Regions from separate parts of the Homo sapiens genome. Here region 2 is linked to region 1. The links are chromatin contacts, found by Hi-C or POLR2A ChIA-PET in ENCODE. All regions are on one chromosome and are shown on one strand. Each heading gives the region's core, a stretch centred on a gene start or an enhancer-like site at or near the end of the contact. The rest is flanking DNA. Distances are from core to core; before and after follow the strand shown.

Region 1 (6,349 bases), core at 1,527-4,026:
CATAGATGACACAAACAAATGGAAACACATCCCATACTCACAGATGGGTAGAATCAATATTGTGAAAATGACCATACTGCCAAAAGCAATCTACAAATTCAATGCAATTCCCATTAAAATACCACCATCATTCTTCACAGAACTGGAAAAAAAAATTCTAAAATTCATATGGAACCAAAAAAGAGCCCACATAGCCAAAGCAAGACTAAGCAAAAGGAACAAATCTGAAGGCATCACATTACCTGATTTCAAACTATACTATAAGGCCATAGTCATCAAAAGAGCATGGTCATGATATAAAAATAGGCACATAGACCAATGGAACAGAATAGAGAACCCAGAAATAAACCCAAATACTTATAGCCAACTGATCTTCAACAAAGCAAACAAAAACATAAAGTGGGGAAAGAACACCCTATTCAACAAATGGTCCTGGGATCATTGGCAAGCCACATGTAGGAGAATGGAACTGGATCCTCACCTCTCAGTTTATACAAAAACCAACTCAAGACGGATCAAGGACTTAAATCTAAGACCTGAAACTATAAAAATTCTAGAAGATAACATTGAAAAAAACCTTCTAGACATTGGCTTAGGCAAGGATTTCATGACCAAGAACCCAAAAGCAAATGCAATAAAAACAAAGATAAATGTCTGGGACTTAATTAAACTGAAGAGTTTTTGCATGGCAAAAGGAACAGTCAGCAGAGTAAACAGACAACCCACAGAGTGGGAAAACATCTTCACAATCTATACATCTGACAAAGGACTAATATCCGGAATCTACAATGAACTTAAACAAATTAGCAAGAAAAAAACAAACAGTCCCATCAAAAAGTGGGCTAAGGACATGAATAGACAATTCTCAAAAGAAGATATACAAATGGCCAACAAACACATGAAAAAATGCTCAACATCACTAATGATCAGGGAAACGCAAATCAAAACCACAATGCAGTACCACCTTACTCCTGCAAAAAATGGCCTTAATAAAAAAAAATAGATATTGACATGGATGCGATGAACAGGTTACATTTTCTACACTGTGGGTGGGAATGTAAACTAGTACAACCACTATGGAAAATAGTGTGAACATTCCTTAAAGAACTAAAAGTAGAACTACCATTTGACCCAGCAATCCCACTACTGTGTATCTACCCAGAGGAAAAGAAGTCATTATATGAAAAAGATACTTGTGCACACATGTTTATAGCAGCACAACTCACAACTGCAAAATCATGGAACCAATCCAAATGTCCATCAATCAGTGAGTGATAAAGAAACTGTGGCATATATATACACGATGGAATACTACTCAGCCATAAAAGGGAATGAATTAATGGCATTCACAGCAACCTGGATGGGATTGGAAACTATTATTTTAAGTGAAATAGTTCAAGAACGGAAAACCAAACATTGTATGTTCTCACTCATAAGTGGGAGCTAAGCTATGAGGATGCAAAGGCATAAGAATGACACAATAGACTTTGGAGACTCAGTGGGAAAAGGGTGGAAAAGGGTTGAGGAATAAAAGACTGCAAATAGGGTTCAGTGTGTACTGTGCAGGTGATGGGTGCACAAAAATCTCACAAATCACCGCCAATAAACTTACTCATGTAACCAAATACCACCTGTTCCCTAAAACCTAGGAAATAATTTTTTTTTCTGAGACAGAGTCTTGCTCTGTTGCCCAGGCTGGAGTGCAATAGTGCAATCTCGGCTCACTGCAAGCTCTGCCTCCTGGGTTCATGTCATTCTCCTGCCCCAGCCTCCTGAGTAGCTGGGACTACAGGTGCCTGCCACCATGCCCGGCTAATTTTCTGTATTTTTTTTTTAATAGAGACGGGGTTTCACCGGGTTAGCCAGGATGGGTCTCAATCTCCTGACCTCGTGATCCACCCGCCTCAGCCTCCCAAAGCGCTGGGATTACAGGCATGAGCCACCGCGCCCGGCCAAAAAAAAGTTTTTTAATTAAGTGCTAAGTGTTATAGGTGCACAAAAACGGGAGTGATCTGTTTTAAAGCCTTTGGTAAAAGACGACTTTTGAGCTGAGTTTTGTCAGGTTAAGAAGATAGCAAGAGCCTCTTGAATAGAGAAAACATCCCGTGAACAATATTGAGGTGCGAGACTATGTTATATACAAAGAACAATGGATAATCCTATGAAATTGGGGTGTTGATTTTAAGGAGGGTGAGGTGGAAGTGAAAGCTAGAAAATGGATTTGGGTCGGATTTTCAAGGTTTTTATATTTCAGGCTAAGTTTGGGGGTTTTACTCATAAACAATAGTCGAGGATGCAAAAGAGTAGAAAATGTGGCAAAACATGCGTGCTATACAAGCTGTTTTTCATCAGTGAGGCCAAGAATGTCCTGCGACTCAGAGCTTTGTCATCTTTGATGTTTTGCAAACCTCTTTTGGAGCCAGACTCCAACTGCAAATTTCAGACTTTCTCTTATGTTTATGACCTTGTATTTTTCAAAAGGTTTAAAATTTCACATTGCTGCTATGTTCCATCCAGTGAAGGCAAGGTTACCTGCCAGAAATAATCTGAAAGGCAAACAGTACAGTTTTACCAGTTTCTCTGTTATGTCATTCATTTCCAAGTAAAGAATAGATCAACAAACAGACAAAATCCTTTTTGTCCCCAGACAGAATTTAAAAGGTTAATTTTATACATGTTGGTAGATTGTTTTCTCCTACATGTGGTACAAACCACCCGCTAGAGGCAAATTACTTAAATCAGCTCTCGTAACCACACATACATATTTATGCAGCCAGCAGTGGGAGGTGTGGAGGGCAGGGGGATTCCAGGTGACTCAGTATGTCTGGCATCTGGGTCAAGAATTTCAACCGATGGCAGAGGGGTTGCCACCATAATAGGTGCTGTGTATGAACTGCCACCAAATCACTGCATGTGATTTGTGCCGTGTGAGGTCCTTACAGATCTGTTTTGAGGCTAGGCAACCCTTAATGTGAAGCAGCTTTGATTTTTTCCAGCTCATTCAGCATGGACGGCCTGGAGGACTTGCTTTCCTGCTAGCTTCTTAGGTGTCTAACTCCTAGTTAGTTGTGGTAAGTCTGTCCTGGAGTTTAAATTTTCCCAGTATTGACATAAATCACTGCACATTGGAAAATTTCTAGGTGGCTCAACTATATGCAGCACATGGTGCCCAACGTGGGGGAACGTTCATTTTTCTCTCCCATTTCTTTTAAGTGAAACTGCCATGAAAAGTAGACATTGAACTGTATTTTAATCAGTATTATTCCTCTTTCTTGCTGTGGAGATATCCAGTTACCTTGCACTGACAGATCTTTGTCTTAGGAAGATCCATCTGCTTAGCCCCTTTTAGCAAAGGGCCCAGATGTTGCTGCAAATAAATTGCAAACTGGCACAAAAGCCAAGGAGATTCAAAGGAGAAGGTTAGGAATGCCAAGCCCCTTCCTTCTTTGAGATGTTAATAAAACATCTATACTGGATTAAACTGGCCACAGTACAAGGCCACGAGGCAGACAGCACTATGACCCCATGGAGAAGCTCACCTCTGGAGAGAACAATGTGGCACAAGATTTCAGTTTCTTCCCATGGCCTGGGTAGTCATGGCAGATGGTTCGACACGGGCTGATGTGGGAGACCCTCCTCTCTGACCCTCCTAGACACTCCACCACTGTGCGTGGCCTTGAGGAAATGACCAAGAGTGAGTTTAAACCATATAGTTCTCTTTCTCAAAAACTTTTAGTTTTTGACTTAACATCTTAAATATAAACATCCCAACTGGATATTCAAGGCCCCAAAATCTGACCCTGAAGTTCTTTTCCCAGGTTGTTTTTCCAAATGACCCCTACAAGGTTGCTCTGGTCGGTCGACTTGAATAGCCTGATATGCTCCTTTCTCACCTCCTTGCCTTTGCTCGGTTGGGAACATTCTCCCTCTTTCTACGTATCAACACCCCGCTCACCCTCTGAGACCCAGCTCATATGTAACTTCCTCCAAAACTCCTCTCCTAAATCCCTCCCACCAAGATTTCCTTCTCTGGTTTACTTTTCTCTTGCACGTTTCCACTGCTCTTCATGCACTTATGTACTGGAGCCTCATCTGTTTTTAGCCTGTACACTGAAAGACACCATTGTAGGTACTGTGAGTTGCAGCCCAGAAACACAGGAGATCTGTAAACGGTTACTGAATTGCAACAAATTGTGTTGTCAAAGGTCACACAGCTGGTTAGCGATAGCAACAGAGGTAGCAATCACCTTTCCTGACACCTAATCTGATAGTGTCAGTAAAATAAACTGGAATCCTCTTTTCTTCTAAAACTTACATGTATCGCTTAAAAAGTATGACATGTATGGTATATATCATAAAAAATCTTTTAATATGTCTTTATCACTTCTTTCTGGCTATAAGTAACCCTCCCAGTTGTCAATGAGAAGCGTGTTTACCAGGCAGAGAGAGCATGCAGCATGCTGGTGGGTGCAGCAACGCTGTGTTCTGCCCAGATCTCCTTGGATCCCCTGTAGGAGTCTGTGCTCCTGTTGGACTTCTGTGTGCCTGTACTTCTAAATGGCCTGCAACGGCAACTCACCTTGAGCCCTGCCCTAGGGTACCAGAGCCATTTTTCCCACACACAGAAAACTGTCTGCATACCTAGGAATGTATGTTTCCTTGGGGTGGCCCTTAGTCAATGAGTGATTGGTGTGGATGTATGAAAGACCAACTGCCTGGCCTCCAGTTGGGACAAGCTCTAAGGCATAATTCATTCTCCTGAGCTGCTCTCCTGCAGGAGCAGGCGGGAGCTGGGACTTTGCCTGATATCGTGCCTTCGCTCAGATCCTTCTCATCCCTGTCCTGCTTCTCAAACTCCCCCCTGCCCCACCCCGGCCTCCTCACAGGCCACTTTCTCTATACATCCCTTGCCCATGAATCCACATCTCAAGGTCTGCTTTGGAAGAACTTAAACTAAGGCTGTGTTGTATGGAAGACAATGGAAGATGGAGCAAGACTTAATCATTGCTCACAAAGACCAAAATCAAATGGAAAGTCCCCTCTATGGACAGTTGACGTTCCTAAGTGGCTCTTTTTGGCTCACAATCAGAAGCATCCAGAGTTCAAAATGCACAGTCCAGATGATGACACACATGAGGACTGAGGCTTTGTAAGTCTCACATTAACACAATATTACATTTGGCCACATCCCCTGGCCTTTTGACTGTTTACATCCTCAGAATTGAGGGGTGTTTGAGAAGGCCTGCCACCAGGAAGAGTGCCGGTCACTGGATTATTGAGTGACATTGGACTCTGCCTACTTTCCCAAAGTGAAAAAGTCTGTTACTGCAGCAAAGGCAGTGCTGAGGAGCGAAATGTATGTGGATGACATTGAATATAATTGACCATCATTTCCTATTTGCCGTCTTCCTATGTCCACAGGCTGGAATACCAATATTGCCCAATCAAAGGGCAACTTCTCTGAAAGAAATAGAGAAAAGAGTAGGATGCAGCTCTATTCCTGGGTGCTCCCTCTCACGTGGTCCTGAGGCACTTAGCACTTTCATAATCACTGTTGTAAGAACCTGCTTCCTTTTCTTAGACTGTGAGATCTCTGAGGACAAAAACCCATCTTGCACGTGACTGTGTTTCCAGAGCCTGGCACAATGCCTGGCACTAAGTAGGTGCTCAATAAATATGTTCTGACTCTACATGGGAGCCCTTTGAACATGAGGCTGGGTCCCTGGAGTCTGATCACATTAGGTTTACCTTCTTAGAACGGATATAGATTAAAGGATTCTGGAGTTGAGGCTGTCCCTGCTATGGGCCACAGTCGTCACATACCAGAGAAATGGCTGCTCCAGTTGCCTCTTGAACCATTTCCAATGTTTCTGCCTGCTAAGTTTTAGTAAGAAGTGCTCCTCCTGGAGACCCTGAAGGAGGCACAGTTTCCTCAGACCTAGGAAATCTTGGAGGAAGGCTCATTAGAGTTCCCTAGCTTAAAAAAGAAACAAATTTGACATGGTCTGAATTCATTGTTCTGGAAATTACAAGACTTATTTTAATAGAAGCAAGTCCCTGGTCCAGGAGAATGGAGACCAGACTCTGGAAGGGAAGAGAGTTCTGGAAGGTTGTCTCTGCCTTGGATTCATCTTTGCAGTCTTACCACCTGAACATTAGTTGTAGTGAATGTCACTTGTGTTGGGTGCCTCTGAGAGCCAGATTGTTCTTCCTCCGAATGCCCTGTGATTGAGCCACTGGACTGTGAGGTCCACCAGTAGGACCTGTTTCTTTCTCCAGTACCCAAGGAAGAGTTACAGAATCCTGATGGGGGCCATCAATAAAATCACAATTTTCCATCAGGATCAAA
Region 2 (6,031 bases), core at 1,361-3,860, 150 kb before region 1:
GAGATAGAGTTGCATTTGCTTACATGTTCATCCCCATAGTATTAAAGTTTTGATATTATACCCAAGAAATGTAGATGTTAGGTTCCATTTCATTTCTTCCTGAATAGGTGAATGGGGAGGTTTGGGAATTTCAGTTCCTAAATTAGGGACAGTTACGTTTTTAATTGAAAAAAAAAAATAGAGGAAAAATCTGAAGCTGCATTGGGTTGCAATAAATTTTCTTTTTTTTCTTCAAGACAGTCAAGACTCCCAGAGAAACAGAACAGCTTGTCTCATTAATCACTAACCATCAACAAAAAACAGGAAGACGGTAGGAAATTCCTCTGCCTTTCTCCTCTTGCAACCCCACCTTCTCTATTCCTCCCACTCCATTCCCAGGTCAGAGACTCATAAACCTGTCCTGCTTCCTCTAAACATTTAAATTTTTAACCTATAAATTATAAGACATTTTTAAGAATGGAGTTTTAAAAACTGGACATAATTATCATGCCCCAATCATTATAATTCTTCCATGTTCCCCTTTAGGTTTTTTTTTTTTTTTCCTCCATATAGCTACAGGAAACTTGTTTTTAAATCCCCAAAGTGAAAACCTCTAGGGACCTCATACTATAAAAAGCTGAGAACTTCCCTTTTTGGTCCCTTGAGGAAGAGGTCAAACATAACCAGATCATCTTTTTGAAGGACAATTCAGCTGTACTAAGAGCGAGATCGAGCATTACCTTAAAGTACAAATGAATACTTAAAGAGATTTCTTGGCCAAGGTGGGCAGATCACAAGGTCAGGAGTTCCAGAGCAGCCTGGCCAATATGGGGAAACCTCGTCTCTACTAAAGTTACAAAAAATTAGCCGGGCGTGGTGGTGTGTGCCTGTAATCCCAGCTACTCAGGAGGCTTGGGCAGGAGAATCGCTTGAACCCGGGAAGCAGAGGTTGCAGTGAGTGGAGATCGTGCCATTGCACTCCAGTCTGGGTGACAGAGCGAGACTCCGTTTCAAAAAAAAAAAAAAAAAAAGGCACAATCATTACAACTAGCACTATACAGTTATTGTCCATTTGAGGTTTCTTTTTTTACAGTATGTCATGGACATTCCGGTTCAGTGTTGAGGTTTTGTTTCTTGCTGCCCTATTGGTCTCACTCCGTCAGCCAGGCAGGAATGCAGTGGTGCAATCATGGCTCACTATAGCCTTGACCTCCCAGGGCTCAAGTCAGCCACCTCAGCCTCCTGAGTATCTGGGACTACAAGCATGGACCACTACGCCTGGCTAATTTGTGTATTTTTTTTTTTTTTTTGTAGAGATGGGGTTTTGCCATGCTGTCTAGGCTGGTCTTGAAATCCTGAGCTCAAGCAATCCACCCACCTCAGCCTCCCAAGATGTTAGGATTACGGGCATGAGCCACTGTGCCTGGCCTGGTGTTCTTATTTGTTATGAGTGCCTGCAGGTGTCACAGAGCTGTAATTTAAGAAGAGGTTAATTCAGACCCCTTTTGACCCCAGAAAAGACAGTTTGTTGGAGGTCTGCACAGCCCTATTGTCTATTTATTGCTACCATAAGAACTCATCCTTTAGTGGCAAGGAATAATGGCAATTAATTTACTAGTTTCCCCATAAGCTACTGTGGAGAAGAAAGGCTTTTCTTTCAGTCATCCTACTTCCTGAGTTTTACCCTAAAAAGCTCTCATTCTAAAGTGAAGCAAGTGAGAGTCCAGAGTGAAGGATGCTTAGCTCCCAATAGCAGGAGAGGCCTTGAAGTTACCAAAATTAGGTTCCCTAACCGGAACATTTGGTGGATTAACAAAGGTGGACTACTTCTCACTAGTATCACTGTTTTGAGATTTAAATCTCAAAAATAGATCAGTAGTTTAGTAAAGACATCAAAACCAGCATTGAGCAGCACGTCACCTGCCTGAACACAGCATGTGAGATGAGATGATATACAGTATCCTCTTCAGGGCATCTGACATAATGATGAAATGTGCAGGTTCCAGAATCAAAGTGTCAGAGCTAAAACCCAGCTCTGTCACTTACTAGCCATGTGGTATTGGGCAAATTGCTTAATCCCTCTAAATGAATCAGTTTCCTCATCCATATTATGGGATTAACGGTACTTACCCTCATGGGGTTGTTGTGCTATCTCATTTAATTCTTACAAGCTTTAAAAATAGTGCCAGAAACATTGTAAGCACGTGTTTGTTTGAGGGCCTCAGGTGTACAAATTGGCTGATGACAAACTACTGGCCCTAGCAGATGATGTAGTATCAGACCAATTAAAGACAAATTTTCAATATAAACAGTGTACATAACATAGGGATAGACTGCCAATTTGTTATGCCAAGAGACAGCAGAAATGTATGTGCCAGAAGATCTGCACATCAGGTCAAATAGACTACCACTCACTGAAGTTAAAAAGAAAACTGGAGTGTGGATTCAGAAAGTGGAAGGGGCTATTTTGAGAGAACATGTCCTTCAAAATGTATTAGCACAAAAACTGTCACAAACATTCACACCACCAAGCATCAGGTAAATTACTTTTTCAACTCCAAGGACTGAATCTCATTCAGAATTCCCAGGCCCTAACAGCAGAGGACAGTGCTGAACTGGGAAGCCGCATGTTGCCATGAGGGCAGGGCAGAAAGCCAAGTCACCTCTGTTAACTGTGTTGAATCATTAACCATAAACACATTTTTCACAACATTTTCTTTCATGGCCTGTTCTCAAAATTATTGAGGACATCGTGTAGATTTTGACTATCTCAATGTTAATGAGCCTGGAAAGCATGTTAAGAATTTCCAGTCTGGTGCTGTCATGGAGAGACTCCAACTCATCACTGTAAGAGGGCAAGCCAAGAGCTTGTAGACAAGGAAATGGTTCATTAGGAATCAACCAATGACATAAAATTGGTTCAATATGAATCGGTCAATGCCAAAAAAAGGCAGGGGAACTGTCCTAGATTGTGAGACTGTAGACGATGGGTGAGCCTTGCTTGATTTGATTCTGGGAACTACTGGAGAACTTTAAAAATGCAGTATGTTGTTGGATATTACTGAGTTATTATTTTTAGTTTAATAATGATGTGTCATGATTAGGCAGTAAGAAGTCATGCTTAGGAGATGCATATTGGTGTTTTTTGGGATGATGTGACATGCCATTTATCACTTCTAATGGTTCAGTAAAATCAACAGATGGAGCTCATGAGAGAGATAAAGCAAATGTGGCAAAATATTAACAACTGGTGGATGTATATGAATAATGTGTGAGTGCTTATTTTACTATTTTTGTATTTTTTTCTATAGGACTGAAAATTTTCTAAATAAAAAGCTGGAGGGATCAAGAGAATGAAAAGGTAAGCCACAGACTTGGAGAAAATGTTTGCAAAAGACATGTCTGATGAAAGAGTTATCCAAAATACAGAAAGAATTCTGAAAACCCAACAATAAGAAAATAAACAACTCAATTAAAAAATGGACAAAAGATGGAAACAGCAGGCATTTCACCAAAGAAGATAAACAGAGGGCAAATAAGCATATGAAAAGATGTCATCATATGTCACATCATATGTCATCAGGGAAAGGCAAATTAAAACAACAATGAGATATCAATGCATTCCTATTAGAATGGCAAAAATTCAGAACACTGACAACACCAAATACTGGCGAGGATGTGGAGCAACAGGAACTCTCATTCATTGCTGGTGGGAATGCAAAATGGCCAATTTGGAAAGCAGTTTGCAAGTGTCTTACAAAACTAAACCTACTCTTGCCATATGATCCAGCAAACAAGCTCCTTGTTATTTAACAAAATAAACTGAAAACTTACGTCCATATAAAAATTATACAGCTATTTACATTTTTATTTATCATTGCCAAAACTTGAAAGGAACCAAGAGGTCCTTCAGTAGGTGAGGGGATAAATAACCTGTGGTACACTCAGACAATGGAATACGAGTCAGTGTTGAAAAGAAATGATCTATCAAGCCATGAAGATACATGGAGGAAACTTAAATGCATATTACTAAGTAAAAGAAGCCAATCTGAAAAGGCTATACTATATGAGTCCAAGCATATGACATTTTGAAACAGGCGAAATTATGGAGACAATAAAAAGATCAGTGGTTGCCAAAGGCTAGTGAGGAGGGAAGGATGAAAAGATGGCACATAGGGTATTTAGGGCAGTGAAACTCCTCTGTATGATACTACAATGTCATTATACATTTGTCCAAACCCCTACTTCAGTGTAGGTTTATTAGTTGTAACAAATGTACCACTCTGGTGGGGGATATTGATCATGGGAGAGGCTATGCGCGTGTGGGGATAGGGACAAGGGGTATGTGGGAAATCTCTGTACCTTCCTCTCAATTTTGCTTTAGATAATTTTGCTTTTGGGTACTGGTTCTTGGGTTTTAAGTAAATATTTATATTTGTATTGACTTTGCCACAGTAGGTACAGCAAATTTGCTCTAAAACTGCTCTAAGAAAATAAAGTCTTAAAAAAAAGCTGGTGAGGAGGGAAAGGTTTGAAAAAGGTAAAGGTAAGAAACTATGCCCCCATGCACCGGCTCCTGCGGCTTGTAAGGGTGGGATTTAGGAGCCAGAGAGGTCAGGTTGTTCACCTGAAAGGTGAGGCCACCTGGAGGGAGAATGGAAGCCCCAAGGTGAGGAATTCACAGTCTGCTTCTCTCTGATGAAAACACAGAGCTATACTAACCATATTAGAAAGGGGTTAAGAAATTAGTATGTAAACTCTCCAAAACCTGGTCAAGCACATTAGCTTTATTAAACCTCTCTATTTGGAAAAAAAATCATGTGAAAATTTTTATTACAACTAGCAAAAGCTACACAAATAGTTTAAAATCATACGATTTATGGGATCATTGAGACTTCTGGTCACTCAGTCATTAATCTAGCAAAGGCCAAGTGATTAACATAAGAATAAGCAGTCAGTAAAGTTTGAGTGTTGGGCAAGTTTAATCATAACCTCCATGTCTTCCTCAGGATTGGACTTTGGATGGAGTGAAGGGGAAGGAAAATAAATGTTCGGACTTATTCAGTCTCAATTAGATCACCACTCACTTCCTTCAGTCTCTGGGTAGAACAGAGCAAGTAGCAGAAGTATTACAGGAGAAGAAGGGGAGAGAGGAGAGAGAAGGGGAGAGGGGAGGGGATGGCACAGGAGCTGGGAAGGAGAGTATCAGAAAGAGGCACCTCTGTGTCACCCAGCCTGGGAATGCCAACTGAGGAGCTCTACTTTACTTAATATGCATCAATGCAGGACCAAACCTTTGTTGCTTTAAGAATCCTTTCAATTTATCCTTTAACGAAATCATAACACATACTTGATAAATGAGAAGCTACATGACAATCACTCAACCTCTTTCCAAGGAGAGGTAAATATGAGCTTTGTTTACCTTTTTGTTTCTATTCATTTTTAAGACAGCCAAGAAGAATATGAGCATACTATCATTCTACATAATTTAAACCATGAGTGGTACTAATTAATTTCTGTAGCAAGGTACCATGTGAAATTTGCTGTACCTGCTGTTGCAAAGTCAACACAAATATAAGTATTTTACTTTAAAAAACTCCCAAGAACTAGTACCCAAGTATTCCACACACTGAAATACCATGCCTCAAGAAATTATCAACAGATTTCTTCAGCTTATCAAAGCACTTGGCAATGATGCTCTGAGCAGACCCACTAACAATGATCACTAATTGAGGGGCATAATAAGGGGATCTGCTTTAGAAATCTCTATTGGTTTCGGACTTTTCCAGTGTTTCACTGAGATTTGGGGTATTAGGATAGCAGAGGGGTGGCATATTTAAGTGATGTCATAATCATGGAATCAGAGGAAAAACTCAAGGATTTCGGGAAATCATACCTGCTTAAAATACAGATATTTTACATAATTTCCAAAGTGCTTTATCATTTAATCCTCAACAGAAACACCATGAGATAAGTAAGGCAGGTATTATTATCCTCATTTTACAAATGACGAGATGGGCTCAGACAGCCTGGGCTTTGAACTGTGTTTTCG

The links. Hi-C counts contacts between places; a loop is a spot of excess contacts on that map. ChIA-PET counts read pairs that join two places held with the same protein, here RNA polymerase II (POLR2A). Pooled maps may share reads with other maps.
Region 2: a loop to region 1 is called in a map of pancreas, with 2.3 times the contacts of the local background. The contact joins two enhancer-like sites. A Hi-C loop is called at or near these places in 5 of 168 maps with a recorded cell type or tissue (HCT116, MCF 10A, dorsolateral prefrontal cortex and 2 more) and 7 of 50 pooled maps. POLR2A ChIA-PET finds 5 or more read pairs at or near these places in 2 of 52 experiments (GM12878 and MCF 10A).

The regions. Positions count from the first base shown.
Region 1 is chr12:69,050,380-69,056,728 of GRCh38, forward strand. No RefSeq gene overlaps it. Among named protein-coding and RNA genes, the nearest start is that of TODL, 46 kb to the left of the region's middle. RefSeq lists an enhancer at 3,192-3,789. Within about 2 kb of position 2,777, at least 8 of the 41 ENCODE cell types and tissues checked have a DNase peak (open chromatin) inside an H3K27ac peak, as active enhancers do.
Region 2 is chr12:68,896,746-68,902,776 of GRCh38, forward strand. All of the region lies in intron 2 of CPM (carboxypeptidase M), which reads right to left. Among named protein-coding and RNA genes, the nearest start is that of CPM, 33 kb to the right of the region's middle. Within about 2 kb of position 2,611, at least 5 of the 41 ENCODE cell types and tissues checked have a DNase peak (open chromatin) inside an H3K27ac peak, as active enhancers do.